Linked DNA regions of Homo sapiens: region 2 is linked to region 1. A link is a loop called in an ENCODE intact Hi-C map of the cell type or tissue named here. Cell type or tissue: Caco-2. All regions are shown on one strand. Links, peaks and the distances in the headings refer to the core of each region. The heading gives the core; the rest is flanking DNA. Region 1 has its middle 18 kb from the start of LINC00380. Region 2 holds the start of LOC105370313 (a long non-coding RNA gene).

Evidence for each region. Hi-C counts contacts between places; a loop is a spot of excess contacts. Peaks named below come from ENCODE experiments on the same cell type or tissue, not always from the same donor. Only the 100,000 strongest peaks of a DNase experiment are listed, where the experiment ranks them.
Region 2: a loop joins it to region 1, with 3 times the contacts of the local background. A loop is called at or near these places in 10 of 110 quality-filtered maps.

Annotation. Positions count from the first base shown.
Region 1 is chr13:91,065,610-91,081,234 of GRCh38, forward strand. No RefSeq gene overlaps it. Among named protein-coding and RNA genes, the nearest start is that of LINC00380, 18 kb to the right of the region's middle. In Caco-2, for the core only: no CTCF peak of the experiment used is centred there; a DNase peak (open chromatin) is centred at 7,112.
Region 2 is chr13:91,240,878-91,256,502 of GRCh38, forward strand. LOC105370313 (a long non-coding RNA gene) reads left to right here and starts at 764. Exons shown (of 3, transcript XR_931641.2): 1 at 764-834; 2 at 2,590-2,663; 3 at 10,757-10,793. LOC105370314 (a long non-coding RNA gene) reads left to right here and starts at 10,816. Exons shown (of 3, transcript XR_931642.3): 1 at 10,816-10,854; 2 at 12,709-12,806. In Caco-2, for the core only: a CTCF peak has its summit at 7,105 (motif pointing left); no DNase peak of the experiment used is centred there; H3K27me3 peaks cover 142 bases.

The DNA of each region.
Region 1 (15,625 bases), core at 2,414-10,413:
CTTCATGTTCGATAATTTGCTAGAACAACTCAGGAAAATGGTGTGAAAGGAAAATAAATTTGGGGGCCCCCAAATCACTAAGCTAGAGGGAAAAGTCAAGCTGGGAGCTGCTTAAGTCAAACCTGCCTCCCATTCCATTAAAAGTCACCCCTCTGCTCACTGAGATAAATGCATATCTGATTGCCTCCTTTGGAAAGGCTAACCAGAAACTCAAAAGAATGCAACCATTTGTCTCTTAACTACCTATGACCTGGAAGCCCCCTCCCCGCTTGAGTCATCTAGCCTTTGCCTTGAGTTGTCCTGCCTTTCCGTATCAAACCAATGTTTATCTTACCTATATTGACTGATGTCTCATGACTCCTGAGAATGCATAAAACCAAACTGTGCTCTAACCATGTTGGGCACATTTTTTCAGGACCTCCTGAGGCTGTCATGGGTGCACGTCCTCAACCTTGGTGTAAGGTACATGGATGTGCTTTGGTCAAGGAATAGGCCAAGGCAACTATCCAGGCCTGCATGACTCAGTGAGTTTGGTGCACAGGCGCACACCTCCACTTGTCATATAACCTGTTTGTGTAAGTTCATACTTGGCTCTGAGCCACTATTGTCTGTAAAAGGTATAATTGTCCTGCTAACGCTGTACAGGAGCTCTTGGGGCTTGACTCAGTTCAACATGGCTTACCATGGCAGGCATGATGGCACCCAGAGAAAGAGAGAGAGAGAACCAGAGCTGTCCGTCTTGTATCCACAGCATGGCTCGCACTCGTGCCCGGAGAGAGAAAGGGTTAAGTTGCTGACTCTGAAGGCAAGGGAGAGCCGCTGGGCCATGCAGCTGCAGACTTGGGGGCAGCAGGAGCCGCAGAGCCAGAGCAGACAGCTGAGATAAGGGTGAACAGTCTGAGAAAGCTGTTGATGACAGTTGCTGCTGAATAAAATTATCTTTCACCTGCCTACAACCCTGTGAGTGTTCTTTCTGCTCATCCACCCACTTCCCTCGGACTTCAGAATTGGCTGGACACAGACCCTGAGATCTGACACTTGGCAAAATAAGCATTCTAAATTAACTGAGATTTGTGTTCACAGTGGTAGACTTATTATTAGAGGCCTTATAAAAGATACATATAGGGTGAGGCTTGGGAGAGACTGAAGAGTTTTATGTAATCTCTACGTGGAGTCAGGGCCATCACCCTCCAGACACATCAATGTGTTTTCCGACCAGGAAGTTCTACTGAGCTCCTTCTTGGAGTTTCATTATGTAGGCAATTGAAGAGGTGTTGTTGGTCTGGGGTAATACCCAAGGTTCATTGTCTCACATGAACAATATTGATTGATGTCTCATGACATCATCAAGGACGTGGACACATAAGGAGTGAGGTTAAGAGTGTAAGTTTTAATATGTGAAAGAAAGAAAATAGCTCTCTCCTGCTGAGAGAGGGGTCCCAAGCAGGTTTTCTGGTTCCGTGGTGAAATGCAAGGGTTTTATAGATGAGCTTGAGGAGGTGGTATCTGATTTACATAGTGTATGAAAGATTGGTTGGACCAGGTGTGTCATTTGCATATGGGCATGAAAAACTGGCTAGGGCTAGGTGTGCCATTTGCATAGCACGCAAAAAGCTGATCACCCCCACCCTAGTCTTTCATTACGTAGATGTGTTCTCTACCTGGCCAGTGCCATGCTGCCTGTTTCTTTACTGTACACATGGTGACAAAGAAAAGGGAAGATGAAGCCTCCATGTTGAACATTCCTAGCCCTCAGGTAGCCCTTTTCTACTGGCACAGTTGCTGGCATTCCCCCATGAAAGCTTCAAGCTTGCCTATCTATGTTTGCAGTTCAATTTTTCAGGCTGCTCTTTGTTAGAAAAGAAATGATTTGGGGGCTGCTTTTTTTTTGTCAAAAGGGAAATTTTGCTGAGGACTCTTTTACCCTTACTGTCTGCCTAAATAATTTCTTTCTATCTCTTGGTATCATAACCATTGGCCATGTGATTAATGAACTCAATTTCTAGCCCCCATCAGCTCCCTGGAGGTCAGGCTAGCTCAAAATCCCTAGCCCTCTGGTCATGTAATTGGCTTTTGGTGAAGATACCCCATTCTGAGGCTATCTGGTGACCCACCTTGAGTCACAGTTAGCCTAACAAAGACATTCCTATCGCTCAGTAAATTTCAAGGGTTTTCTGAAGCTCTGTGCCTGAAGCCTAGGTAAAATAAATAACATCTTATTTTATTTTACATAGTTATATACTTTATTGATATGCTACAATGCCTGATCATGTCAATGAAATGTCTCTCCTGAACCAAGCAAAGTCTCAGGAGGAAATCAGGTAACATACTGAAATTAGGGTAATTTGGTTTTAACAAAGGTATGACTTATTAAGGTGAGGCTGGGTATCAATGAATGAACCTCAAAAGATATTTCAGTAAACTTGGTATTACTTGAAGGCTAGAAGGGACAAGGGGTTGAAGCCTTTAGCAGAACTTAGAGTAAGAGAGTCATATAGAAAGGCCACTCAAGGGGAGTAGAGTTGTTTCCTTGAGAGACACAGTCAGCCGGAAGCAATACTTCAGAGAGGGAAACAAGAGCTAAATATTCTGACTTCTTACCCTAGATCTCCTCTAGGGAGATGGGGGACAGGAATCTCCATTGGCTGAACCTTATCTGGACCTCCAAAATTGAAACTGTCCTTTGATGGCGTCCATACAGGCTGGCTTCCTGAGGGACAGAGCAAGGTGAAGAAAGATTGAGAGGAACAGATGCAATATATCCAGCATAGCATGGAGCATGGGTGTAGACTTTTATGTAACACTATCTCAACATCCATGGAAAATGATCTTCTGTGTTTGCATTTGGCCTATTAATATGGTAAAAACTACCTAATGGCTAAACCATTCTTAGGATTCTGGAAAGAAGCTCACTTAATCATAATATATCATTTTCTTACATGCTGTTGGACTCTATTGGTTAACTTTACAGATTTTTGCATCAATATGCATAAGAAGGATATTTCTGCAATTTATTTATGTTCCCTGATGTCTTTCTGCCTTTCTTTTGCATAAATAAGGATTTATAAAAGTGTTTGCCAAACACAAATATAAAAAATACTGAATACAAAAAGGTAGAAACTCTGGTATCCACCTCTAACAATAAAAATAACCAAATCTTGGAAGTTTGAAAACTTCCCTGGCTTTCCTTCCCCACCAATAACCCATTAAGAAGAAATGGTAAGGGTAGAGAGAGAATCTGCGGGGATCATAGATCATTTAATCTTTCTCCTTATACTTATAGGAATGTTCCACAGAGCAGGTAATTCTTTGACTGGTCTATGATATGGCTAACAAACATTGCCTTTTCTTTTACCCTTTAGTTCTCTCAAGGCTTCAGTATTAGAAAAATTGATTATCCTAATAAATAGGCAGCTCAATAATATAATTTTAAAATTGCTTAATATTAAATTAATTAATCTGTAAAAAGCTGCCATACAATTTCTGGTAGTATTTGTTACTGCTCATCTGCTTTTACAGAAGAACTTGAGTGGTTGGTTCTAGAAAGGGAAATTCAGGTAGTCTGTAGCTTTGATCAATTTGACCTGTGTGTGTGTGTCTGGGTGGGGTGGGGGGTGTATTTGACCAGTTATGTTAATTACAACATCCTAAGGAACAAAAGTGTATGTGAGAAAATACACATACACACCTCCTCACCTGCCTACTGATACTATTAGACCACATCCCTCCATTTTTTTCTCTTTTCTCTTCAAGCCACATACTTAACAGATCATTAGTAGAAATGATAATTGTCTTCTCTGTACAGAAAATGAGTATCTCTAATCTTTAGCTCATTGCTAAAAATACGTAGATGACATTTGAGTACTTATTTTTCCAAGTAGTGCTAAGACAAATTCAAGGATAAATTTTACTGGCAAACAGGGGTGATATTATGTGCCTCTCATCAATCTAAAGTTTTAATTGAAGGGATCAGATGCCTCTACTATGAATAGTTTGACATCTTTAGCTGTATTTGTACAAATCAGTGGAAAATATTGCTCAGTGTGTCCACTACTGACTATATAATAGATATTTCAATGTAGGATGCATATTTCAAAATCTTTTTGTAACATTTTAGGGACATTAAGTCTTCCTTGGAAGTAAACTTGGTAAGAAATATTCAGGACCATTCAACAAATCAATGGACAATGACATGTTTCGATATAAAATCAAACAGCTAAAATAGTGCAGACTATTTCCCACTTAAAAGCACTGCCATATATACTTCTTCATCCTCTTTAATGTATATTCCCACCCTTTACTTTGGTGAATGTTAAAAATACTACTAGCATATGGATCAATATTGACTCTCCTAAATGTTCTCAGAGTTTTCCTCCAAAAGACATGCACACGTTACAAAAGCCAATGTGTTTATAATTTATTACAGTTCAAATATTGGGCCATATATTCTTGGTTCTAGTCAAACACTATAGACATATTTAATGGTAAAGATAAACCAAGCATTTCTAGCCAGTCACATTCAACTGAAATTGATACAGTGTAGTGATGATTTAGAGTGCTTCTTAGTTTAACTCAAGTAATTTTCTCTTTTTTTACTTTGAGATTGTAAATCTGACTAATTGCTTCACACTCTCTAGAACTGCTTCTTCTTGCTAAGTATAATTGCTACATCTGGATTCTCCTACACCCAGAGTAATTTTATGGAGGGCTTACCTACCGATCTCATTATACTTCCAGCTCTGATGCATCAAGCACCATGCTGTTATTTACCTACTTCAGTATACTTGATAAATTAAATCCAGACCTTGTTCAATGTACTCCTTTACGGCACAAATATCAAAATTTAGTATGGGTAAGATTAAACTATTAATAATATGCATTTTACTTCTTCCACAGTGGAATATACATTAGTTGTCTTTGATTTGACCACAGAAACACCAATAGCAAAGAAAAAGTAATAACGTTATTTGTGAAATAGATGAGTTTGGGAAAAGAGTATTCTAGGATAATTTTTGAGATGGAAAAGTGATTATATTCTATCATTGCTTAATCAGCTCTTAGCTAAAATAAGGTAATGCATAGATCATAAACAGGAAAATGAGAAGATAAAAATAGTAAAGAAGGCAAGAAGAATTGCTACCCTGTACGAACACCCATTGTAAAGCCAGTTATTTTGATAACCACAAAGAATTGCCTTCTAAACTAAGCCCTAACAAACAGAGTTGATTTTTTCACTTAGACCATATTATTTCAGTCTTATTAAGAAAACCAATCCAATCTGATGAATTTTTTGTTGCTTTGCTCCGGTGCTCACAGCTGGAGGGAGGGACAATCCATAGGCTCTTGTCAGTAGCACCTCACCTCTTTGAAGTTTGTTAGAGTTATAGTTCCCTCTAAAGATTTTATCTTTTGACTGTTTTCTCTCCAGTAAAGCCATTGAGCAAATTCATTTGCATTGGCACTGAGGCTTCACTCACCTGAAATATTCCAAGAACAATGTTCTCATCTTTCCTGCTTATCTTTGGAACATTTCTCTGCAGATAATGTGGTGACCTCTCTGTAGCACACACTTCTTAGAAGAGCAGGTAGAAAAGTCTGCTCTGAGATTTGAATGTTAACTAAAGCACAGCTTTTTCCAGGGCGAAGTTCCCCTCCAACAAAGCTTTGGGACACAGTATGGAAATGTTGTTTATTCTACAAAGAACTCTTAAGTGCTAACACAAGTGAATGTTTCTATTTGGGGTCGGTGTCAATTTAGGTGGAAAAATAAAACAGAACATTTTGGGGATATTTTTGAAAATATAAAATACAGTCTATCAGAAACAGTCCTCTGTAGCCTACAGTTAGGAGGTGATATTGTTTGGTTGTGACCTCACTCAAATCTCATGTTGAGTTGTAGTTCTCATGATTCCCATGTGTCATGGGAGGGGCCCAGTGGGAGGTAATCAAATCATGGGGCAAGTCTTTCCCTAACTGTCCTCATGGTAGTAAGTAAGTCTCATGAGACCTGATGGCTTTATAAATGGGAGTTCCCCTGCACAAGCTCTCTCTTGCCTGCCTCCATGTATGATGTCCCTTTGCTCTTCCTTTGTGTTCTGCCATGATTGTGAGGCCTTCCCAGTCATGTGGAACTGTGAGTCAATTAAACCTCTCTGTTTTATAAATTACCCAGTTTTGGGTATGTCTTTATTAGTAGTGTGAGCATAGCCTAATACAGGAGGTTCCTTGATGGATGTGAAACCAGGTAGTAAAGCATTTTTTGTCTATATGAGTTATCTATTGCTGAGTAACAATGCCAAAACTTGGTTACTTGCATTGATAAAATGTATGGCTCTTACAATTTGCATGGGTTAGAAATTTGGAGGTGGCTTAGCTGACTGGTTCTGGCTCAGGTTCTCATGAGGTGACACTGGCTAGGGCTCTATTCATCCAAAGGCTTGACTGGGGCTCCAGAATCCTCTTCCAATATGGTTGACTCCTGTGGCCCCTGTGGCTGTTAGCAGAAGGCCAACACTCACATAGGGGTTTGTTGGCAGAAATCCCTTGCTGGATTTTGACAGGAACCCTCTGTTTCATGCCACATAGACTGCTTCATAGAACTACTTTAATGCCCTCGTGACATGGCAGCTGGTTCCCCACAGTGTAAGAAATCCAAGAAAGAGCATAAAGAGAAGGTCACAATGTCTTCTGTCTCAGAAGTCACACGCCATCAATTCTACCATTTTCTATTTGCTTTAAATGAGTCTGTAAATCTAGTCCAGGGAATGGAATTGAAGGGGAGAATATAGTAAATTTTGCACCCAGTTACCTACAGTGAATGTCCTTTTCACTTAGTAACATTTTGACTGCTTGAACAATATTATGGTGGACAGATTTTAAGATGAGCTCCGTGAATTTTCCTTCTGGTCTTCATGCTTTTGTATCATTCTCTCTCCTGAATGTGGGCAGAAACTGTGACCTGCTTCTAACCAATGGAATGTTGGAAAGGCCATGAAATGTACATGATTACATAAGATTGCAGTGTCTGTCTTGCTAGGTCCCTCTCTTCCTGTTGCTGGCTTTGAAGAAGCAAACTGACATGACTCCTACCACCATGAGTTCTGGCTGGAATGAGGAAATGAATTCTTTCATAACCTGAGAGTGCTTGGAAGCAGGTGCTTCCCCAGTTGAGCTTCCAGCTGAGAATCCAGCCTCAGATGACACCTTGATTGCAGCCTTGAAGAAGATTCAGCTAAGCCATTTCTAGATAATGAATGCGTGTTGTTTTAAACCATTAAATCTGTTGTGATTTGTTATGCTCCATAAGAAACTAATACAGTACTGAAGTTAGGGAAGCCAAGTCTGACCTCTTTTTTTAAATGTTTTAAGCCATAGTACCTTGAAGAAATAAGTCACTTCACATCTTAGTATCAGTGTCCTCATCTGTTCAACAAGAGGGTGGTTTTAATAAGATCGAGGATAATCCAATCATCTTATGTCATGAAACATTACATGTGAGGTCAATAGACAAAGAGGCTAAAATAGATCTCCTCTTATTAAATAGGGAGAAAGATCCTCAAATATCTACCCTCCCATTTTATAACCCAGTAGTTAGGAGAAGCACAGATTGAATATTTTCAGACTGGATCACTTTTAAAGTGTCTAGATTCTTCTAGCCTAATCAGCCCATGGTTTTATAACAGCTTTAAAAGAGAAAGAAAAAAGGGGAAAGACCATGAGCACACACCAGGTGGACAAGGGAAAATTCAAACATATAGTATAAAATTGTTCTCACCACCAATGGCATGGCCCCTACCACTGCCAACCATTTCCCCTTTGTGCATGTCTTTCTGAACTATGTGGCAGACAAAAATAGAATGGAAGTTCACTGCTGTATTAGTCGGTTTTCATGATGCTGATAAAGACATACCCGAAACTGGGAAGAAAAAGTGGTTTAATTGGACTTACAGTGCCACATGGCTGGGGAGGCCTCCTAATCATGGCAGGAGGTGAAAAGCATTTCTTATGTGGTGGTGACAAGAGAAAAATCAGGAAGAAGTAAAAGCAGAAACCCCTGATAAACCCATCGGATCTCGTGAGACTTAACCACTATCATGAGAATAGCATGGGAAAGACCAGCCCCCATGATTCAATTACCTCCCCATGGGTCCCTCCCATGACGTGGGAATTCTGGGAGATACAATTCAAGTTGAGATTTAGATGGGGACACAGCCAAACCATATCAAATGCTATTAGTGTTCATGGCTTTGACTTACAAATAAAATGTATTTCAAAGTCATGTGGAGTAACATATACTGTTAAATGTAAAGCAGCCAGAAATTTACTCAAACTCAGTGAAAGATATTAGTCAGCTGTGTGTGTGTGTGTGTGTGTGTGTGTGTGTGTGTGTGTGTGTGTGAGTGAGTGTGTGTGATTTGGGGAGCGGGATTGATAGAGTAGGTAGTAACAGGCTCGTTAAATTTTACCATTGCCCCCAACTACATCTATGCCCTTTGCTAAGGGAGTTTACAGTTCCATTAAAGTTTAATGTTATATTCCTCTGTCCTTCTAATTTGGGTTTGGTCATGTAACTTACTTTGGCTAATGGCTTGAAGGCAGAAGAAACAGTATGACAGTTACAAGACTAAATTTTGAAATACTTCACATCTTATCTCTTGTGCCTCTGCTACTTCCATATGACAAACCACACCCCTAGTAGCCAGTTTGTCCAAGGAGATTAAAAGACACATAGGTAAAGCCACCCCAGGCAACTATGCGCCTTCAGATAGAAACAAAGGTAACCAAGCTGGTTTAGCCTGAGGAAGGACTGCTAACTCAAGCCCGCCTAGATTAGCTAAGTCTACTAACCCACAGGTCTTTTAGAATACCTGATTACTGCTTTAAGTCATCAAGTACTAGAGTAGTTGTTATGTAGTATTGGAATATAGCTAACCTATACACTGAGCAATGGTGTTAGGAAAGAATCTTATGCATATTCTCTATCTCATATCTAGCTTCTCAAAATGCACTATGTTCCTTCCCTTACACATGCTAATAATTTAAACTTAACAGCGTTACCACTGAAAGTGTCCATCTGACTAACTAGTGACCGTATACCAGACAAGGACTGGTAAAATTGCTCTCTATTGGAAAAGTGTAAACATTGAAAATTTTGAAAGACCAAGGACAACATTAAATTGATAGTGTAAATATAGACAACTAAGATCATTAAGGTATTCTAAATAGCTGATATCTTTAGTTATACAAAAGCATTCCTATTAAACAAGAGGTTTTAGGATATGAAGGTTGTTCAGTGCATATACATTTATCATTGCTATATCTTCCTGGTGGACTGATCCTTTGTCATTATGTCATATTGCTTTCTGTCTCTGGTAATTTACTTTGTTCTGAAGTCCAATTTATCTGATATTAATACAGCCACTCCTGCTTTCTCTTGATTAATATTTGCATGGTATACATATTTTTCATCATTTTACTTTCAGTCTACCCATATCATTATATTTGGAGTGAATTTCTTACAGCCAGAATACAGCTGGTCCTCTGGATTCACAGGTTCTGCATCAGCAGATTTAACCAACTGTTCAAGAACCCTCAAAAAATAAAAATAACAGCAACAATACAGCAATAAGAAATAATAGCAATTAAAAAATAATACAGTATAACAACTAATCACATAACGTTTGCACTATACCTGGTATAAAAAGTAATATAGAGATTATTTAAATCCTACAGGAGGATATGCATACGTTACATGCAAAATCCTCAGATTTTGGGATCCACAGGCACCCTGGAACAAATCCAAAGATACTGAGGGATGGCTGCATAGTTTGATATTTTTCATTCACTCTCTCAAACTCTCTCTTTTAATTGGTATATTTAGATTATTTACAGTTAGTAAAGTTATCGATATATTAGGGTTTGTCTGCCATTTTATTTTGTTTGTTTTGTTTAAGATCTCTTATTTTTATTTGTTTGTTTTCCTTGTCTTTCCTTCCTGTAGGTTACTCAAACATACTTTGTAATTCCATATGAATTTTTCCATAACCTGAGTATGCTTGGAAGCAGGCACTTCCCTAGTTGAGCTTCTAGTAGAGAATCCAGCCTCAGATAACACCTTGATTGCAGCCTTGCAGAAGATTCAGCTACAGTGATTTCTCTTTAGTGATTTTTAATATACCTGCAACATTCTTCTTAACAACTGCATAGAATTCCATTATGTAGATATAACAGAATTTATTTAATTAGCCCCATTTTGTTCCTTCTTCACAAACATAGCCTAATGGACTTTTTCTGACACTCTGGTTTCAGACCTTTTTCCATTATGATAATCACTACATTAAGGGTCTTCTTGTCTAAAATAATATTTACAGTTTATTTTTCCCAATGAAAAGTGGTAATATTCTAGGAAAATGTCACAACGTCCTTGCATCTCAATTTTCTCATATGCTATGTAACCCACACAAATAAACTTGTATTTTCTGAGACCATGCTACCTGCAAAATAAAAATAAAATCACATTAAAAGAAATACAGAATTGCTTTGCCTCTGACAGCAGCCTCTATTATGGAATTTTGAAATACCCCCACACATATTTTTCTCAGTGGCCCTGGGCATGCCTCTTGTGTCCATTAACACAGCCTTCTCTGTGAAATGTGGAAGGAACTGTTTTTCTCCTCTTTTCTAGCTGTAGTTTCCTGAGGTGATGTGGCCGATCCATCTGATGCCCTTTGAGCCATTTGAAGGATCTTTAATACCACTGGTGCAATTTCTCCTGAAAAGATTTTTCTGTGCAATGTCGTCACACTTTGTTGGAGACTTTTTGGTATTAAAAATAGAATTACCATTTTCTGGTGGAGGAATTGTTTTATTCTTTAAGAATGTGTGTGTGCAATAAACAATTCAGTGGGCAGTTTTTTTACCCAGCTAACTGAATCAATTTAAACATATAGTCCTTAAATGTTTTATGATTAAATAATTAATCAATTTAAATATCATAACTCCTGTATCTTAAACTATGAGTTTCATGGCCCCAATCAAAATTCCCATAACATTTTTTTTCCTCTATACAGCAGGCCTATGAGTCATTCATAATCAGATACATAATTGGTCAAACCAATTAATCAGCAATCATCTGCAAAATAATTAGAAAATACAATCTTATTCAAGGAGCAGTAGATTCAATGGCCTTGTATTACAGTTTGACTATATCATCAAAATGCAGCAGATGCATTATTACATTTCCTTTAAATTGGTGAGAAGTCTGTATCCAAACCATTAAATAAGGTGTTAACGCTCTAATTCAAAATTCTTCAGCATAAGAGCATTGAATTGTATCTCCTAACAGTGTAAAAGATTTTTTCCAGGTAATTTTCTACTCCATTACCTTATGTGATGCACAGGAGCATAGCTACACATCAAGTTGGCTTTTGAGCTGATAGCTTTTTACTGAGTATTTATTGAGCATATTATTCTATGTTGTAAGGCACAGCGCATCATGCAGATTTTTTTCAGATTTATTATTATGACTTCCCTTCAAGAGGCACATCTTCTTTTATAGTATGAAAACCTGAGAAATTTTGACCTTTTGACCCAGAGAATCAGTACCTAAAGGCAGACTTCTTAACTGGGAAGTCCACTGTGTCATGCATTTCCCCATAAAAAATGTTCATGTTGTCTTCATAGCAGCAGTCTGAAAGAACAATAAGTCTCTTACAAACCTACATTTCATGGGTAACTTACATTAATATGATGCCTGGCAAGAGGAAATGGAAGCTTTGTAGTAACATATGTAAGTTTGTATTCATTTAAAAACAGTCGTGCAATTTGCATGTGACATTTAATTACAGACATCATTTAAACATTCTTATAATGGTTCAATGCTGAGGCTCCAGGCTGCAGCTAACCAAGTTGAAAATCCTGGCTTGGCCACTTACTAGGTATTTGAACTAAGACAAGTTTCTTATTTATTAGGCCTCGGTGTTCTTCATCTTTAAACAAAGGGGTCTATTTTTAATACCAACCACATACATTTGAGAGATGACTAAGTAAGATAATGCAACTAAATAATTTAGCAGAGTTTTGTTTAGTTAGGGCAAAATAAAGATTAAATATTGTTATTATATCTACAGGTTGGTATATGGTTAGCTTTGCTAGTTAGTACACTTCACTGTAACCGTACCAGAACACGTCATCGAAGATTACTTGAGAAATGAGAAGGAAAAAATCAAAATAAATAAACTTCTAGGTACTAAAAATCATGTAAGATCTGTTGTTGTTTTATTGCTTGAGTATCAATGGTATAAAAATACAGTACTCAAGAGCCCATATCATCTATAAAAAAAACAGAAAACACTTATTCCATCTTTATAAATAGACAGGTAGCTCTAGGAAGAGAAACCATACAATAAACACTAAAGTAAGCTTTAGAAACAAACATTTAAATCTTCATTCTCAAGTTAACGTTTTCCAAAAACACATCGTTTTATTTTAGTCCTTTGAAATAGAATAGTACCAAGCAAATTTAAAATGTGCCTCGTTTCTGCCTTTCTAGATGCCATTACATTTGCTTACTAAGCCACTTCTCGAGTTAAAGAAATAAAACATACACACTGCTTTCTAGAGCTTAAAATTATGTCTCTTTAAATTAACACCCGTCTCTCCAGCAGAGGGAGCAAATAAGTTTTTGTATTTTCATTTCTACCAAAAGAACTTCTTTGACTTACTATGTGCTTTTGTATAAAACACTTTGAATGCTATATTAAAGAATAAATTTGTAATAAGAATGTATTTAAGTCAACTCAATAGTACATATTAAATGTTCAAAAAATACTCCTAGGTGTAGGTCTTATGCTTTTCATTTTGCTAAAGGCACTACATCTGTGAAAATGTAACTCTAAATATTAGCCACACAAAGAAAAATTATTTTTAAACTCTTGAAATACTAAACTACATATATACGGTACATTTTAAACAACTATGTATTCTAGAGTTTTTTTATTTTTGAATTTTTTCTTAACTCCCTCTTAGAAATCTAATAGTAGTAGAAACATGCCAAATAAATGTTGGAAAAAGATTGTCACATATCTTGGGATATGCTATGTTTGTGAGTTAAATGTGTAATATTAAACTCACATTGGATTACAATGATTTAATTACTTAGACTTTAAAATCATAATTCTTAGGGTGTAATTTCTCTTAGATTTAGTTCCAAAATCATTTCAATAATTTGTAAATGGCTTTAAATTTTGAACTTAATAAAATAAAAACTCTTTAGTGAGTTTTTTCCTCCTCTGTTATCTAGTTTTTCTTTCATAATTTTAGGAATAATGAATTAATAGTCCTAAGAACTAATGACTACTTATTCTGAGAGACCCTAGTAAGGCAAGAAAGCTTATAGGCTTTAAGCATAAATTTCTATTCTTAAGGAGAGCTTTATTAAATGTGTACCTGATGCATTTAGCATTTACAAATTCTCAATATGTATCCCAGAACTAGGACTGACATGTTGAATTTTTTAAGTTAACTGCTCCATATATATACATATTTAATATATATAAAACAAATTATTGTATAATAACAAATCCTTTTAAGTATTTAAAATAACTCTAAAATTTGACTTTGGTTCTGGCATTGACATGAAGGTACTTGGAGACCTTAAGAAAGTTGCCTACGGTTGCTAAGATGTATTTAACCACAGCAACTCTGCAAACAGCCTTGAACACTGCAGTACTCATACTGTACTTCTTAGTTCTATGTTAGTTACAAAGGTACAGTTGCTAAGATATGTTTAACCACAGCAACTCAGAGATGCAAACAGCCTTGAACACTGTAGTATTCTTACTGTACTTCTTAGTTCTATGTTAGTTACAAAGGTACAGTTGCTAAGAGGCAAACAGCCTTGAACACTGTAGTATTCTTACTGTACTTCTTAGTTTTATGTTAGTTATAAAGGTACGGTTGCTAAGATGCAAACAGCCTTGAACACTGTAGTATTCTTATTTACTTCTTAGTTCTATATTAGCTACAAAGGTCTCCAGTCTCAGACCATCCCTCAACATGACAGAATGTATTTGGTGTAATAGAATCTTATCATACTCAGTAAAAAGGTTTGCCAGGACCCTATATCCTGGCTTTTTGTTGTTGTTGTTGTTGTTGTTGTACTTCAGAGATGATTTCTACTAGCTTATCCCAGTAAATGTGAATAATAATGCTTTCCTTTTCAATTCCAAATATCTATAGGAATCTCTGGAGATGCTTTCAATATTTGTTGAATCTCTTGCCTCATAACTCATGTCTTCTTTATGCCTGAGAAAATATGCAAGGCAGAGAAATGTTCCTATTCTCAGTGAGCGCCACCTCCATACCTCCAGTCCAAGCTACAAATGTGGTTAAGTCCTGAACCCATCTCTCCTTCACCAATGTGGCAAAGTAATCAAATATATTGCTTCTACCTCCTAAAGTCTTCCAAATCGATTTACTTCTTTTTCCTTTTCTACTGCACTACCATCATCAGAGACCCTATCTCTCAACTTGTGTTTCTACAGTAACCTACAGACTGGCTCATTCCAGTTCATTTTGCTTACTACACCCAAATTTATTTCATTAAAAAGCAAATATTATCATATTATCCTGTTTCAGTCCCTCGACAATTTCTAAATGCCCTTTGTATAAAATCTAAACTTCTTCACATGGCTTTAAAGAACCTTAATGGCCGGGCGCGGTGGCTCACACCTGCAATCCCAGCACTTTCGGAGGCCAAGGCGGGCGGATCACAAGGTCAGGAGATCAAGACCAACCTGGTTAACATGGTAAAACCCCGTCTCTACTAAAAATTCAAAAATTAGCTGGGCGTGGTGGCGGGCACCTGTAGTCCCAGCTACTTGGGATGCTGAGGCAGGAGAATGGCAAGAACCCAGGAGGCAGAGCTTGCAGTGAGCTGAGATTGTGCCACTGCACTCCAGCCTGGGTGACAGAGCGAGACTCTGTCTCAAAAAAAAAAAAAAAAAAAAGAAAGAACCTTAACAACTTGGACCTACCTAATTTTCCAGTGTCCTTTTCTGCCACTGCTATATGCTCTAGACAAATGAATCATTTATTTCAATCTTTGGACTCTTATCAATTCCTAACCTAAGTCAGGGTTACTCAACCTTGACACTACTAATATTTTGGGTTGAGTAATTGTTTGATGTGGGGAGCCCTGCTGTGCATCGTAGGATGTTTGGCAGCATCTCTGGCCTCCACCCAGTTGATGACAGTAGCAATCAGTGTCCAGTTGTGACAACAAAAAATGTCTCCAGATTTTTCCGAATGTCCTCTGGATAGGGGCAATGTTATTTCCCATTGAGAACCACTGCCCTAAGTGAACTAGCCCAACCCATGATTTTATATGCCAAATATTACAAGCAAGGGTGTTAAAAGATCCATCTCTCTCTCTCTCTCTCTCTCTCTTTCTGTCTTTCTCTCTCTGTCTCCTCAGTCCAGCAATAAGTAGTCCAGTGGTGGTATCATAGCACCAAGATTGTCAAGAACCCAGGTTCTTTATTTGGCTTCATCAAAGTAAGAGTTAAGAGTTTTTCCCTCATCCACATGTTCTAAGATGATTTGCCACCGCTATGTCCATATTCTG
Region 2 (15,625 bases), core at 3,832-11,831, 180 kb after region 1:
TTGTTTAAAATGAAAAAGATCAGGTTGAAAATCGATTTTTAATTAACTGGATCTGGATCAGAGAACTTTGCAAATGAAAATACAGTAGGGCATCTAATCAGATAGGTTATTTACCCAGAATAATTGAATCCACGCTACAGCAAAGTCCTTAAAATGTGGCTTTGCTGCAATATATTTTAGTTCTCTGAGTGTGTTCAACTGTCTACAGCATGGAACTAATGTAACATGTAGCATGGATAAAATCCCTGCATGAATCATCAGTCTCATCTGGAGAAAAGCCATGCCAAGAGCAAGACCAGCCATGACATCTCACTTTTCTGTAATAATTGGATTGGTATTTGGAGTAGCATAACCTCAAAACTCTCCACACAATGTGTTTATCATACAACTTTGGAGCAATTCACTTGCCTAAATTCCCCATTAGAGTGTGGGCTCCTTTTGAGGAGAGATTTATCCCCTGACTAATACCTAATAGGCCCTCAGTAAATGTTCATGATTTAATCTGTAAACAGTGCAGAACACTAAGACCAATTTAGTTCAATATATTATTTATTTATGCTGTACAAGGCATAGAGCTGGCGACAAATAAAAGGGAAACCATGGATATCGTCTGGGAATGTATAATCTTCTTGGAAAATAAGACAGGCACCCATGAAACATTTACAACCAAATAAGGTGGTTTGTAAACTTTATGTTTTAATGAGTGATACAAACAGTGAATGCTGGCAGAATTCAGAGAAAGAAGAAATCTGTGTTGGTAGAGTGACAGGCAAGCATAAACACCATCATTAGAAAGGCAAAGGAGAAAAGAGGGCATCCACTGGGTGGAATAAGGTAAGTCTGACACATTCACAGGACAGATGGGAAATGGGGCTGCCTGGAGTGGATGATTCACAATGAGGAGTAAAGACAGCAAAGGTGGAGGGGTAAGGCTAGAAATAAATGAGAAAAGCCTTGAAGCCATTGTGAGAAGTATGAATAGTGTAATGGAGAAAAACACTGAGCTAAATCAGGAGATCTTGTTCTAGGCCTTCCTTTGGCCCTGTTTGCTGCTCTAACAAGTGCACTGCATTGACTTCAGTTTCCTCATACATGAATCGAGACAGACCAAAAGACTCAAAGTTCTAGGCAAGATAGAGTCCTGGGCAGAGAAGGTACGAGCAAGGAAATGCCACGAGGAGTGAAAGGTTTGGGTAAGACCAGTCTGATGCACAGAAATGGCCTGGGTAATGGCCAAGGAAGTGTTTGCAACAGCAAACCAATTACCAGAAGACAAAGTTTTAATATAAGGAGCAAGTAGAAGAAATGGAAATGTAAGAAATATTTGAAGGCATCATTAATCAGACTCAATGACTTGTAGAAGGACTGACTTAAAAATAATGGCATTGCTCTGGCGCGGTGGCTCACGCCTGTAATCCCAGCACTCTGGGAGGCTCAGGCGGGTGGATTACGAGGTTAGGAGATTGAGACCATCCTGGCTAACACAGCGAAACCCCGTCTCTACTAAAAAAAAAAAATAGCCAGGCGTGGTGGCGGGTGTCTGTAGTCCCAGCTACTCAGGAGGCTGAGGCAGTAGAATGGCGTGAACCCGGGAGGCCGAGCTTGCAGTGAGCCGAGATCGCGCCACTGCACTCCAGCCTGGGCAACAGAGCAAGACTCCATCTCAAAAACAAGAACAACAGCAACAAAAATAATGGCATTGCTTTGAACCTAGGTGACTAAATATTAGAGTCTAATTAGAAAAAAATATATATTAAGGGCAAAGCCAGTGTGAAATGCAACCACACAAGTTTGCTTTGGCTCTATCCACCCTAAATACCTTCCCTCCACTGTAAGAACCACCTTTTAGTTTCAGCCTTAGGTTCCACAGCAAGAACCTCTGGAGTGTGAACTTGCTGAGGATCCTTAATAGCCACTCCTATTTCCCCATGGCTCATGTGTGGGTTTCCAACACACCACCTCCTCCTGTGTTCCTCACATCTGGGCTTTCTTCCAGATCTGTTCAGCTTCCCATACCAGTTGCTCTTTTGAGGCTTTTCTGCTATTTTAGATCTCCATTCTCAAGTGAATGAAATCTGACTGAAAATGAATGCTTTCTCAAGAAAATTACTATGGTTTTGTTGCAGGATGGGCAAGCCCAAGTTGGGGCTTAGCCAGGGAGGGTTTTTGGCTTTACCCAGGAACGAATTCAAGGGTAAGCCAGTGGTGTTAGAGAGCACTTTTTCACTGAATGGTACTGCCCCTTGTAGAGCAGGGCTAACTCGGAGGCAGTGCGCCCAGAGTTGGCCACATATGGGCTCTTGGTAACCGCATTTATAGTCACGTAAATCCACTTCCAATTGCATGCAAATTAAGGGGTAGGTTGATACAAATTGAGGAGTGGGTTATTTAGAACTTTCTAGAAATGGGGTGGTAATGCCAAGGTTGTTGCCATGAAAAGGGGTGGTAACTCCAGGTCATTGCCATGACACTTGTAAACTGTCATGGTGCTGATAGGAGTGTCTTATGCTAATGAGCAATGAGCACCTTGGGATCTCTTTTTTCATCATCTGCTGGTTCCTGACAGTTTCTTCATTTCATCCTGTCTAGACCAGATCCTGTTTTGGTCAGCAGAATTCTGACCAGAAAACAAGTGCTGCTGGTCTCCTACCTCCATTTGATAAGTAAGTAGGAATACTGGGTACTTGATCATCACAACAATCTTTGAGATATTGTATTATGCTTCTCTTGCTGCGTGGTAAATTACCACAATTGTAGTGACTTGAAGCCATGGCCATTTATTAGCTCACAGTTCTGTGGGTCAGAAGTCTGTGACTGAGTTCTCTATTCAGGTTCTTACAAGACTGAAATTGAGGTGTTGGCCAAATGGAGTTGTTATCTGGAAGCTTTGGGGAAAATTCCACTTCTAAGCTATTCAGGATAGTGGAAGAATTCAGCTACTTGTGGCGGTGGGATTGATGTCCACGTTTCCTTGATGGTTGTCAGCCGAGGGTTTTCTAGCTCCTAGAGGCCACCCAGGGCCATTGTGTGGTCCTTGAGGCCACATACATTTTTGTCAATCGGGCTGGTATGCGGTGGTGTGATCATAGTTCACTGCTGCCTTGCATTCCTGGGCTCAAGTGATCCTCCTGCCTCAGCCTCACAAGTAGCTGGGGCCACAGGCGTGTGCCACTGCACCCAGCTAATTTTTAATTTTTTTTGTAGAGACAGGATCTTGCCATGTTGTCCAGGCTGGTCTCAAACTCCTGGGCTCAAGCAATCCTCCTACTCAGCCTCCTGAAGTACTAGGATTATAGGTGTGAGCCACCGCACCTGGCCTATCTTCCTTTTTAAAGGTCAACTGTACCATAGAACATAATATAATTACAGACCGAAATCTTCGTATTCACAAATCCAGGGGCTATACAGGCTACATGCACCAGAGGGCAGAGAACATTGAGGGCCATCTCAGAATTTTGCCTAGCACCGGCATATGATGGAGGAGACCCAAAGCTGTCCTAGACATTTTCAGATATTTCATTCAAAGGCTGATATTTCCATGATGTTTATTAATGAGTAATTTAATTTAGTATTTAAGAGCATGAGATCTGGGGTCTGCCTCCCCAGAGGCATTTTGCCTCTGTCACTCATCCGATATGTGGTCCTAATCAAGATCCTTATAGCCTTCCCAAATTTGGTTTTTCACATCATCAAGATATGGAGATAAATAATACTTGGTTTATATATATGTTATAAAGATGAAATGAAATAATTCATGTAAAGCTTTAACACAAATTCCTGGTTCTCAGATGGTCGACTGGCTCATAAATGGTGGCCTTTTCTTTTTCTCTTTTTCTAAATGAGACTCGGAGATATTACTTTTTCCAAAACTGCACAACCACTAAGCGGAGGACCTGAGAATCAATTCCTAAATCTCTCTGGCTTCAGAACCTACCCTTAGGCTGCCAGGCTACTCAAGGTTTCTTCATAGCCTCCTGCAATAACTCAGAAACATTACATCTTTATTGATTCATCAATTAACATAGAAGGCATCAAAAACAGCTTTGATGTACTCCCAGCTTCAAATATACCAGTTTTTCTGCATCTGACTTTTATACCCTTACAGCTCCTCCTTGCACATGGGGTGAACTATCTAAGGCAACCACTTCACCTGTACGGGTTCATAGCTCTTCTCACCAAATAAAGGAGCACTCCTGTAATTATCCCCTCTTTTCTGCACCTTTAATCATTCCCACACTTGAGGATCACTTCCTTTAGCATACACACACACTGATATAGCTCCTACCTTCAAAGCAAAAGCCTCCCTCTCCCTGTGTCTGCTTCAGAAAGTTAAAACCTCTACTTCTTATCTGTCTCAATAAACAGCAGCTCCATTTTTCCAGTTGCCTTCACCAAAAACCTGGAGTTATCTTTAATGCCTCCCTTTCCCTCATACTCCACATTTATCAGCAAATTCTGACAGCTCCAACTCAAATATAAACCAAATCTGGCTATGCCCACTACCGCCATCACCACCACCTCAGTACAAGGACCTCCCATAGCCAGTGAAATCCAAAGTTATTGTCAGGTTTTACAAGGTTCTTCATTATCTGACACCAGGTTTCCTCTCCAGCCATATCTCCAACCACACTCTGCTGCTCTTGTTCATGCACTCCAGCCTCACGCCTGTTCCTGGAAAACACCAAGCAAACTTCTGCTTCCATGCCCTTCACATTAACTGCCCTCTGAAGGAGATGTCCTTCCACAAACACACACAGATACCCTTCCCCTCATCCACTTCATTCAGATTCTGCCTCAATTGTATCTCCTTGGAAAGGCCTTCATCACTTTTATTTATTTATTCATTTATTTATTTTTGGTAGGATCTCACGCCGTCACCCAGGCTGGAGTGCAATAGCACAATCTTAGCTCACAGCACCCTCCAACTCCTGGGCTCAAGTGATCCTTCCACTTCAACCTCCAGAGTAGCTGGGATTATAGGAATGTGCTACCATACCTGGCTAATTTTTTTTTTTTTTAATGTTTCGTAGAGATGAGGTCTTGCTGTGTTGCCCAGCCTGGTCTCAAACTCCTGAGCTGAGAAGATCCTTTTGCCTCAGCCTCCCAAAGTGCTGATATTACAGGCATGAGCCACCCTGCCTGGCCCCCTCTTTCTTTTCTCCTTCTTTCTTATTACCAAGTATTACTAATGTCCCTGCATATTTTTAATTCAATGTGCTATAATTAAGTACCATCATCTTTTATTTCAAATTATCATGAGCTGGTCTCAAACTCCTGGGTTCAGGCAATCCTCCCGCCTCAGCCTCCCAAAGTGCTGGAACGACAGGCATGAGCCGCCACACCTGGCCTCCATCATTCTTTATCACATGTACTTAACTAAGTTATATATGTTACATACTTATTTGTTTATTAATATTTTTAGCTTTTTTTAATACAAATTATTTTGTATTCACTTTCTCACTTATGTATTTATTTGTTGACTTGCCTGTCTTTGCCCCACTAAAATGGAAGCTCCATGAGAGGCAGGGGAAGTTTCTGCCTTGCTCAATGCTCTATCGTTTGTGTCCAGAATACACAAGTGCTTGGCACTTCATAAATATCCCAACATATTTGTAAAGTAAACAATGTAAAGGTTTTCCTTTCATCCTGAAATCATTCCGTCTGCCCTCATCCACAGGTGTGGATTAAGATGCAGCAGGCTTTGTGCTAGCTCCTGGGCTTGTAAGAGTAAATAAAATACACATGGTTCCTGTTCTTTTGAAATTTAAGACTAGTAAAAGACATAGACGAAGAAATAAGCAATGAAAGTCTAATTTTGTGCTATAATAGGGGAAGGGTGGTATGACTTAGGAACACACAAACGTGGCATCTCTCTGAAGACGGAAGAATTGTTCCTGCAAGAATTGGCAGATAAGTTGAGATCTGAAGGAAGAGTAAAGGTTGAGGGAATGGTATTGGTAGGGGTGATGATAGAGATTATTTTTCTATTTGTACTTAGAGAGTACAAAAATTCAAACAAACTGGTTTTGAAGGTACTCAAATTTTACCCAAAAACTAATCCATAAATCATTGATCTGACGAAGAAAAGTATATGTAATTTTACTTGAAACCTTCATTTTATACTTCAATAAAAGATACTCTGATGTTTTGGGGGTTTTTGAAGGTCAACTTACAAATTAGCTTTTATTTTTACTTTGAATAGGATAATGTTGTATGCTACTAAATCCATTTAATTCAATAGGAAGTTACTAAACACGTAGCATGTGGATAAAGGTAGTCAGGATGCCATCTCCCCAGGAATGTATAATTTTGTAGAGATGGTAAGGCCTATTTGCAGATAATTAAAATACAAAACAATAAATGAATAGATGTACTTTAGGAGTGGTTCAAAATGCTGTGAAAGTGAAGAAGCCCAAGATAAGAGATTATTGATTGCCTCCATTGAGTTTACCACATATGCAAATAGAGAAAAATCTCATTACTAAAGGCTTCAGGAAGTTAAAAGAATTTTTTAAATCCCTAGAAGTCACTGGAGACTCAAGGCAAAATATATTCTTCAGAGGAGAGGTCAGGAATGTAAAAAAGAGAATTAAGAAAAAGATGATACAAGTAGCTTTTTCTCTTTCTACTGAGACCAAAGTTGGAATTTCAATAATGAGTTAAAAAAGCAAAAGTGTTATCTTGTTTATATTTTAAGCTAAAGTGAAAAGTAGTTCATTAATCTTCACCTATAACTATCAAAGATAAAGTGTTAGGTTATATGGACATTCTCATGTAAGAACCCCAGTGCTGGCTCTGTTGTTTATATACAATTTTCCAACAAAATGTACACAAAATAATCCAAAAGCATAAGTGAACAACTTTTATGATATATTTTTTACTGTTGACTATAATGTTTTAAGAACTCAATTCCCCTATTATCTTTCCTTATCCCACAGTAATGTATAAATTAGAAACCTAACCATACTTAGTAAAATGAGACTTTCAGTGTATGGAATATAATTCCTCAGATTTTTAGCAGGACAGTTTTCTTCATTTCCAAGAAGAGTTATATGAAAATTGTAATATCAGATTTTGGGTTGATTCCTTATAACATAGTGCCATCTAGAGATTAAAGCTGATGTTGCTACAAGCTACATTAAACACAACCAGCTTCTAAAGTATAACATTATATTTTATAGCTAATGAGTATAGCAGAGTAGGTTAAGTTTTCATTAAAGTATATCTACATGGAGTATATTTTAAATAAATTAATGACTACTTACACAAATGGATTTGCATTGGCATCTGATATTTGCATTGTGTGGCTTCTCATGTGAGCAGGTGGTATGCCTGTGCTGATACATCTAGCAGTTTAACTGAGGAAAGTTATATCGAAGTACAAGAATATTAATTCGATCAATTTTTGTAAAAATGCGTAATTGAACTTCTACAAAGAAGAAAGATAGTTTTCATTATAAATATGAAATATTCATTAACCACCCACTATGGGTAAATAATGCATTGTAGCTACTAGGTGTATTTGTTTCCTGAGGTTGTCATAACAAATTACTGAAAACCTGGTGGCTTAAAATAGCAGAAATTTACTCTCTCACAGTTCTGAAGGCAAGAAGTTCAAAAGCAAAGTTTTGGCAGACTGCAGTCTCTCTGGAGGCTCTGGGGGAGAATCCTCCTTCCTTGTTTCTTGCAGCTTCTGGTGGCTTCTGGCAATCTTTGTCTTCCTTGGCTTGTAGCCACATCATTTCCATCTCCGTCTCTCTTTTCTCCTCACCTCTGTGTTGGGCTGTGGCTGCATGGCTGCAGTCTCTGCTTCTATCTTCACATTTCCTCCTCTCTCTGTGTGTGTCTCTCCTGTCTATGCATCTCCTCTTTGTATGTCTTACAAGGATCATTTATTGTCCTTCTATTTATTGTCTATCATTCAATTTGGTGCCTGTCTAAATAATCCAGGATGATATCTTCATTTTTAAGACCCTTAACTTAATTACATCTACAAAGACCCTTTCTCAAAATATGGTAACATTCACATGTTCCAGGGATTTAATGTGGACATATCTTTTGTGGAGGAGGGCCACCATTCAACCCACTACACCATGTTTTTTGAGACAGGGTCTCACTTTGTCACCCAGGCTGGATGGAGTGCAGTGGTAGAAACATGCCTCACTGCAGCCTTGACCTCCCAGGCTCAATCAATCCCCCGACCTCAGCCTCCTGAGTAGCTGGGACTACATGCCACCATGCCTAGCTAATGTTTTCAGTTTTTGTAGAGATGGGGTCTCCTTATGTTGCCCAGGCAGGTCTCGGACTCTAGGGCTCAACCAATCTTCCTGCTTTGGTCTCCCAAAGTGCTGGGATTACAGGCGTGAACCACTGCACCCAGCCTACACTATGTTTTTAAAAAGAAAGAAAAATCTATAGAAAAATAAATGGTTTCTACTTCAATAAGTTTACAGCATAATTGGAAATAAGGCTTATATATAGATAACAACTACCTAGATCAGGGTTTCTTAACTGGCACTATTGATTGACACTTGGGGCCCGATAATTCTTTGTTGTGGGGTGCTGTCCCCATGTTTTTGAACGTTTTGCAGTATCCTTGGCCTCTATTCATTACATGCCAATAGCACACCCCTTCTCAGTTCTGACTATTAAAAATGTCTCCAGAAATTGCTAAACATCTCCTGGGGAGCAAAGTCCACCTCAGTTAAGAACAAGTGATCTAGATTATCATAAGTAAATGTAATAAGATAAAAGTTCAGAGGAGGAAGCAATCAAAATGGACTGGGATAGTTAAAGAAGGTTTCATGGAAAAAAATGAGAAATGAACTAGTTACTAAATGAAAAAATAGCACTTGAAATTGGGGAGGGGGTAATGGAAAGCATTACCAGCCTCTAAGATCCTCTTGCTGAGAAGCATTGTGAGCTTGTCAAGACCAATAATCATACGCCTTAACTTTATGCATCAAGTTCCCAGCACCAGCCCCTGGCACAGAGTAACTCTTAAAAATGTCTTCTGAGTGAGCCAATCAATGATGTTACTGTATTAACCCGTTTTCACACTGCTATACAGAAATACCCAAGACTGGGTAATTTATAAAGAAAAGTGGTTTAATTGACTCACAGTTCCACATTTCTGGGGAGGTCTTAGGAAACTTACAGTCATGGCAGAAGGGGAAGCAGGCACATGTTACATGGCAGCAGGTGAGAAAGAAGAGAGAGCAAAAAGAGGGAAGAGCCCCACACTTATCAAGCAACCAGATCTCCTGAGACTTGCTCACTATCACTAGAACAGCTTGGGAGAAATTGTCCCCCAAATCCAACCACCTCCCTCCCTTGACCTGTGGGAATTACAATTCAAGATGCGATTTGGGTGGGGATACAGAGCCAAACCGTATGTTAGATTAGTAGATTGGAGTCTGAGTGTGGAAAATCTTAAAGAAAATCGAAAGGAATCTGAAAGCTATTCTATTAATTATGAGGAAATCTGGATGGATTTTGAGTAGAAAGATGAACTGAATAAAGCAAGCAGTGGCGTACAGAAAATATTGGAGAGGCCAGAAACAAGATCAAGAAAGATCAGCTGAGACATTATTAAAATCGTCTTGCTGTGAAGCAATGAGTTCTAGTACCAAGATGATAACAGTGGGAATTAAAATGAGGTATCAATGACAAGGAAAAATAACTATGAGTTTCTCATTACTGGTTTTGGAGAAGATGAGAAAAAGGCATAAAGGAAACCTCTTAAGTCAGAATGACAACAAGGATAGTTTGTTAGTTTGAGAAAATAAGGAAGTCCAGAGAGAAAGAAAAATCTTGAGCATGAGGTGAGGGTACACATACACGTCACTGAGATGCAGGACAGATTATTTTTAGGTTAATTTTAGGGTCATCTTTCAACAAAAGTGATAGTAGGTGAGAAAGGAACTAAAATGTAAGATAATTTGTTATCAAATTTAGGAATTACTGGCTAGATATTATTCCCATGAAAATTCATAAGACCCTTTGGATCACTAAAAGAGGTCATTTTGCAAAGATTTCTGAAGCCATTAGTTTGAATTCAAAGTCATTGATTTTATTTCTATTCAACAACTTTCATCTTAGACGCAAAGGGGTGGGGGGCAGTTCCAGATTACTGCATTATTTATACTCTGACAAGCCAGACACTCTTTCTTCTCGGTGCAATGATTTTCACGACAAAATGAACTCCAAATCACCAGTTATTTTAACATGGCAAACAAGTTTGAGAAAAAAGTTTATTGTAAAAACAAAACGAAACAAAGAAACGAGAGAGACTCTAATTTTCAAAATTGATTAAACTAGATTTTTCTCATTGTTGCCATAGTTTATGCAAACTGATTATTAATGACTTGAAAAAATAACTGTAAAATTATTTTAGTTAATTTTTCCTTCTTTCTCTTCATTTTCTATTTGGAAATATTTAAGTTGTTGCCCTTCAGAAGCATTTTAATATTGTAAGTTACAAGTTACCATATATTTTTTGAGATTGCAACGTTGTATACTTAATTAAGAATACAATTTCATTTCAAAAACTAATCACTAAGCTAGGAATGAGTAAATGAAGAACAGAGGCAACTCAATCTCCAATATGTCTTAAAGGAAATGGGAATATTTTTTACTGTAAAGATGATTACCTAATTATCTTACTAACTGTGTAGGAGCGGAGTTTTTTGTTTGTTTATTTTGTTGGTTTTTTGTTTGTTTGGTTTTTGAGATGGAGTCTTTCTCTGTCACCCAGGCTGGAGTGCAATGGCATAGTCATGTCTCACTGCAACCTTGCTCTCCCAGGTTCAAGAGATTCTTCCACCTCAGCCTCCCAAGTAGCTGGGACTACAGGTACGTGCCACCACGCCCCGCTGATTTTTGTATTTTAGTAGAGATGGGGGTTTCACCATGTTGGCCAGGCTGGTCTTAAAGTCCTGATCTCAAGTGATCTGCCTGCCTTGGCCTCCCAAAGTGCTAGGATTACAAATGTGAGCCACTGAGCCGTTTTTAAATCATAACTTGGAGACCCTTTTATAACAGTTTGATAGGTAAAGGCAATCCTCTATCTAGCCTACACATTAATTTTACATAAATTAGTGAGGAGAATGCCTGCACCTTTAAGACTTTTGGATGACTAATTTGATGAATAATGTTTCCTAAATTTGTGAAGTACACAGCCTGCACAAATTGTATGCAGTGGCCATAGGCACATCGCTGAAATTCACACAGAGGTAATTGTGATGGTTAATGTTATGTACTGATTCGACTGGGCTACAGGGTGCCCAGATATTTGATTAAAAACCCCCATGTTTCAGGGATAAGGTTAACATTTGAATCAGTAGACTGGGTAAGACAGATTGTCCTCTCCAGTGTGGATGGGCTCCTCCAATCCACCAAAGGCCTGGATGGAAGAAAAGGCTGAGCAGGAAAGAACTCACTCTCCCTGCCTGACAGTCTTCGAGCTGGGACATCAGAGATCACTTGACTTTGGACTCAGACTGGAACTTTCACTGTCAACTCTCCTAGTTCTTAGGCCTTTGGATTGCAGATCTTGGGATAAATCAGCCTCCACAACTGCATGAACAAGTACCTAATAATAAATAAATTAATAACGCATTGATTCTGTTTCTCTGAAGAACCCTGATTAACATGCTAATATATTAGATCATGCTTTTAAAAAAACACATTTTAGAAAATGTGGCATTGAGTCCATGCATTTATAAACCATAATATAATGGGGATTTTCTATGTAATCAAATATTATTAATATCTAGATGAGAAGGGAAATTCTAAAGAAATTAGTAAAGTTTATGTGGAAAGGTTTGTATCAATTAAGAAACACAAAAATTGGATTCTGATTATTAGTCTTTCTAATTGTCAAAGTACAGTATGATATAGAAGCATGAACTTTCAATCTTATTATCTTCAAAAATTGAGAGCATTATATTGAAGAAGTTTAAAAAATCTTGTCTAGTATAGACTTAAAATCTCAGACACATAATGCAGACACAGGTGTATCTAAAAACAACGTGTATCACTGTGTATTTAAATTTTAATTTTCTTTTAAATTTTTCATTAGTTATTAAAATTTTCAACCAAATTACTGAGTTCTAACAATTTTGCCTTTTGTGTGACAATATCTAAGAGACTGATTTTCTTTTCCTTTCTTAATATAATAATTTTAATTAAAGTAAGCACTATAAGGGAGCCTGATTTCTTAAGGTCAGTGTGAAACAGCCACAACAATAAACAAACAGATATTGTGGCTACTTAGAGATTTTATGATTTTCCCTGTTTTAAAAAAATTGTGCAGGGAATTTGCAAGGCCCCTAAATACTTCTGAATATGTCATGGATTTCAAGAGTAAAGCAAGTTTCCGGAAACTTACTTTGCTTGTGGCAGAAGAAATCAGAATTAATTCCCCCACATCATATAGTCCCAAGGAGAATTGCATTCCCTTGGCTACATGAATTAGTATTTCCTAAGTGTGGATCACAGAACTGAGCCCAAGGTAATTTACACCTAATGTATGTTGAATATTAACATAGATACATCTTTTAAGTGATTTTAAGGTTCTCGCATGTAATAAAAATGTAAAATGATCAATCGTAATTTTATGTATGCCTTAAAACATTTTTTGTTTGTTTTGGGTTTTCATTTTTGGCTTTTGTGGTTTTTGTTTTGTTTTTATTATTTTGTCCTTAGGTAGACATTGTTGAAGGATACCTCAAAGTACCCAGAAGGACAGGAGGAATTGCAGAACCTCAGGCTGGAGGGTATCCCTCAAAACGAGCAAGACACAGGTGAGCCAGAAGGTGGAACTGGATAAAACTTATAAATAAGATCTGTGGGTTTCTCAGAGGTTGAAATTTAATAAAAGATAGTATAATAGAGCAGTTCAGAATACAAACTTAGAAGGGAATGCTTTTACACTGTTGGTGGGAAGGAACCTTGGTACAACCTTTATTGAAAACAGTATGGGATTTCTCAAAGAACTGAAAATAGAACTACTATCCCACCCAGCAATCCCACTACAGGATAGCTACCCAAAGGGAAAAAATATCATTATATCAAAAAAAATCTGCACTTGTATGTTTACCACAGCACTATTCACAATAGCAAAGATATGGAATCAACCTAAGTGTCCATCAATGGAGGGTTAAAGAAAATGTGGTATAATTATACCATGGAATACTACTTAATCATAAAAAAGAAAGAAATCACCTCTTCTGCAGCAACATGGAAGAAATTGGAGGCCATTACCCAAAGCGAAATAACACAGAAATAGAAAGTCAAATACATGTTCCCACTTATAAGTGGGAGCTAAACAATGAGTACATATGGACAGGCAGAGTGGAACACTAGACACTGGAGACTACTAAGGGGAGGAAGGTGGGAGGGTGGGAGAAGGGTGAGGGTGGAAAAATTACCTATTGGGTACGATGTTCGGTATTCCGGTGGCAGTTACCCTAAAAGCCCAGACTTCACCACTATGCAATACATGCATGTAAGAAATCTGCACTGGGGCGGGCACGGTGGCTCACGTCTGTAATCCCAGCACTTTAGGAGGCCCAGGCAGGTGGATTACCTGAGATCAGGAGTTTGAGACTAGCCTGACCAACATGGTGAAATCCCATCTCTACTAAAAACAACAACAACAACAACAACAACAACAACAACAAAATTAGCCAGGTGTGGTGGTGGGAGTCTGTAATCCCAGCTACTAAGGAGGCTGAGGCAGGAGGATCACTTGAACCCAGGAGGCAGAGGCTGCAGTGAGCTGAGAGTGCACCACTGCACTCCAGCCTCGGCGACAGAGCAAGACTCCATCTCAAAAAATAAAAAGAAATAAAATAAAAAGAAATCTGCACTTGTACCCCCAAATCTATAAATCTATTTTTAAAATTTTTATAAAGAACACAGAGTCAGACATGTAAAATTCCAGTTTCAGCCACCTACAAATCATGTACTCTGGGTACTTTACTTATATTTTTAAGCCTCCATTTATTTATCTGTAAAGTGAATATAGTTGAGCAACAGAGACACGTAAGCTTCTATACCACTGGTAGAACCCCAGTCTGGAGCATGTTGCCAGCTCACAGGAAGCCAGGCCCCATTCACAAAATATGCCAAAGGGGCAGAATTTGTGTCATTTTATGGACTGGAGATTATTATTCTTGTGGACAACTTTCTACAGCTCTGACTTTCCTCCATCTCAGCTAGCAAAGGTGCCCTGTGATTTTCAGTGCCACTGACGTCCTTTTGTCATGAATGTAAGGAGAAAGAAGGAGCTGCATTGTGGAGTGCACTGGATTTTTTGAGAAAATTTGCTAATCACTAAGGATAATATTGCTGTGATGCATAGTGCCTTTATTCATTGTGGGTTTAACTTAATCCATGAACATTGTACATTTCATCATCATTTTTTCAGTTTGTTCCTATTGTTGTACTGGAGTTGGTGTATGTGAAGACAGCATTATCAAAAAAGAGAAAAGCTTATATCACTTCCTTACTTCTTTAATATCCTCTTCATTTTGGGATGACTTATTTTCCCTCCGTACCTTTTGCTAAAATCACGTTTAGTTGAAAGTGAGAAAGCAAAGACTATTCTTTGTTTTTCCTTTCTGGTGTCAAAAGCAAAAATTAAAATCAAGGAAGACACCAATACCATTAAACGTCTGTTATTTAACTCATTAAAATTGTTTGTGTCAATTGAATATTCAAAAATTATTTTCTATTTATGACTTTTATCATTTTTTATCTTTCTAGAACTAAATAGTTACACTAACCTATAAATATAAACACGAAAAGTTAACTCAGCTAACTCTCTCCTCCAAAATCTTTTTTAAGTACTAAAATTCACTCAACAGAAGACAATGATAAGAAATTCACTTATGTAAGACAATTAAGGTTATTTATCCTACACTACAGTAAACCTGTTGATAGCTCTCTAAGGTTTGTAGCATCTTAAACTTCAATGTACACAATGAGAACTTTTAATTTCTTTCCATTCTTTGGTATGAATTTAATGTTCATTTAGCTGTGAAACACGTGCACCTTGTGTGTTGAAATCCACTTCATCTCTTATAGCAAGCTTGTCCAACCGGCCCATTGGCCACATGTAGCCCAAGATGGCTTTGAATGTAGCTCAAAACAAATTCATAAACTTTCTCAAAAAATTATGAGGGGTTTTTTTGCGATTTTTTAAAGCTCATCAGCTATGGTTAGTGTTAGTGTATTTTATGTGTGGCCCAAGACAATTATTTTTCCAAAGTCGCCCAGGGAAGCCCAAAGATTGGACACCCCTCTCTTAGAGAGTTTTTCTCTTTCTCACTAAGCAGTGTGCATTCTAACTACAGAGGCTCTTTTAAATATTTAGTTCCAGTTACTTAAGATTAATTTAAATATTCTGGAACAGTTTCCCTCAAATGAAGACGTTTTCTATTATGCACACAAACCTACCTCAGAGCAGAAGTTACAAAATCAAACGCTACAGGAACAAACGTTTTGCTCATATAGCCCCTAAAGTAATTTCGGAAAAACTATGCATCCCTCACGTATTTTTAAGTCATCTAAAATTTTTCATTATGCGTTTAAATAATTGCAATGCATTTGTTTTTCA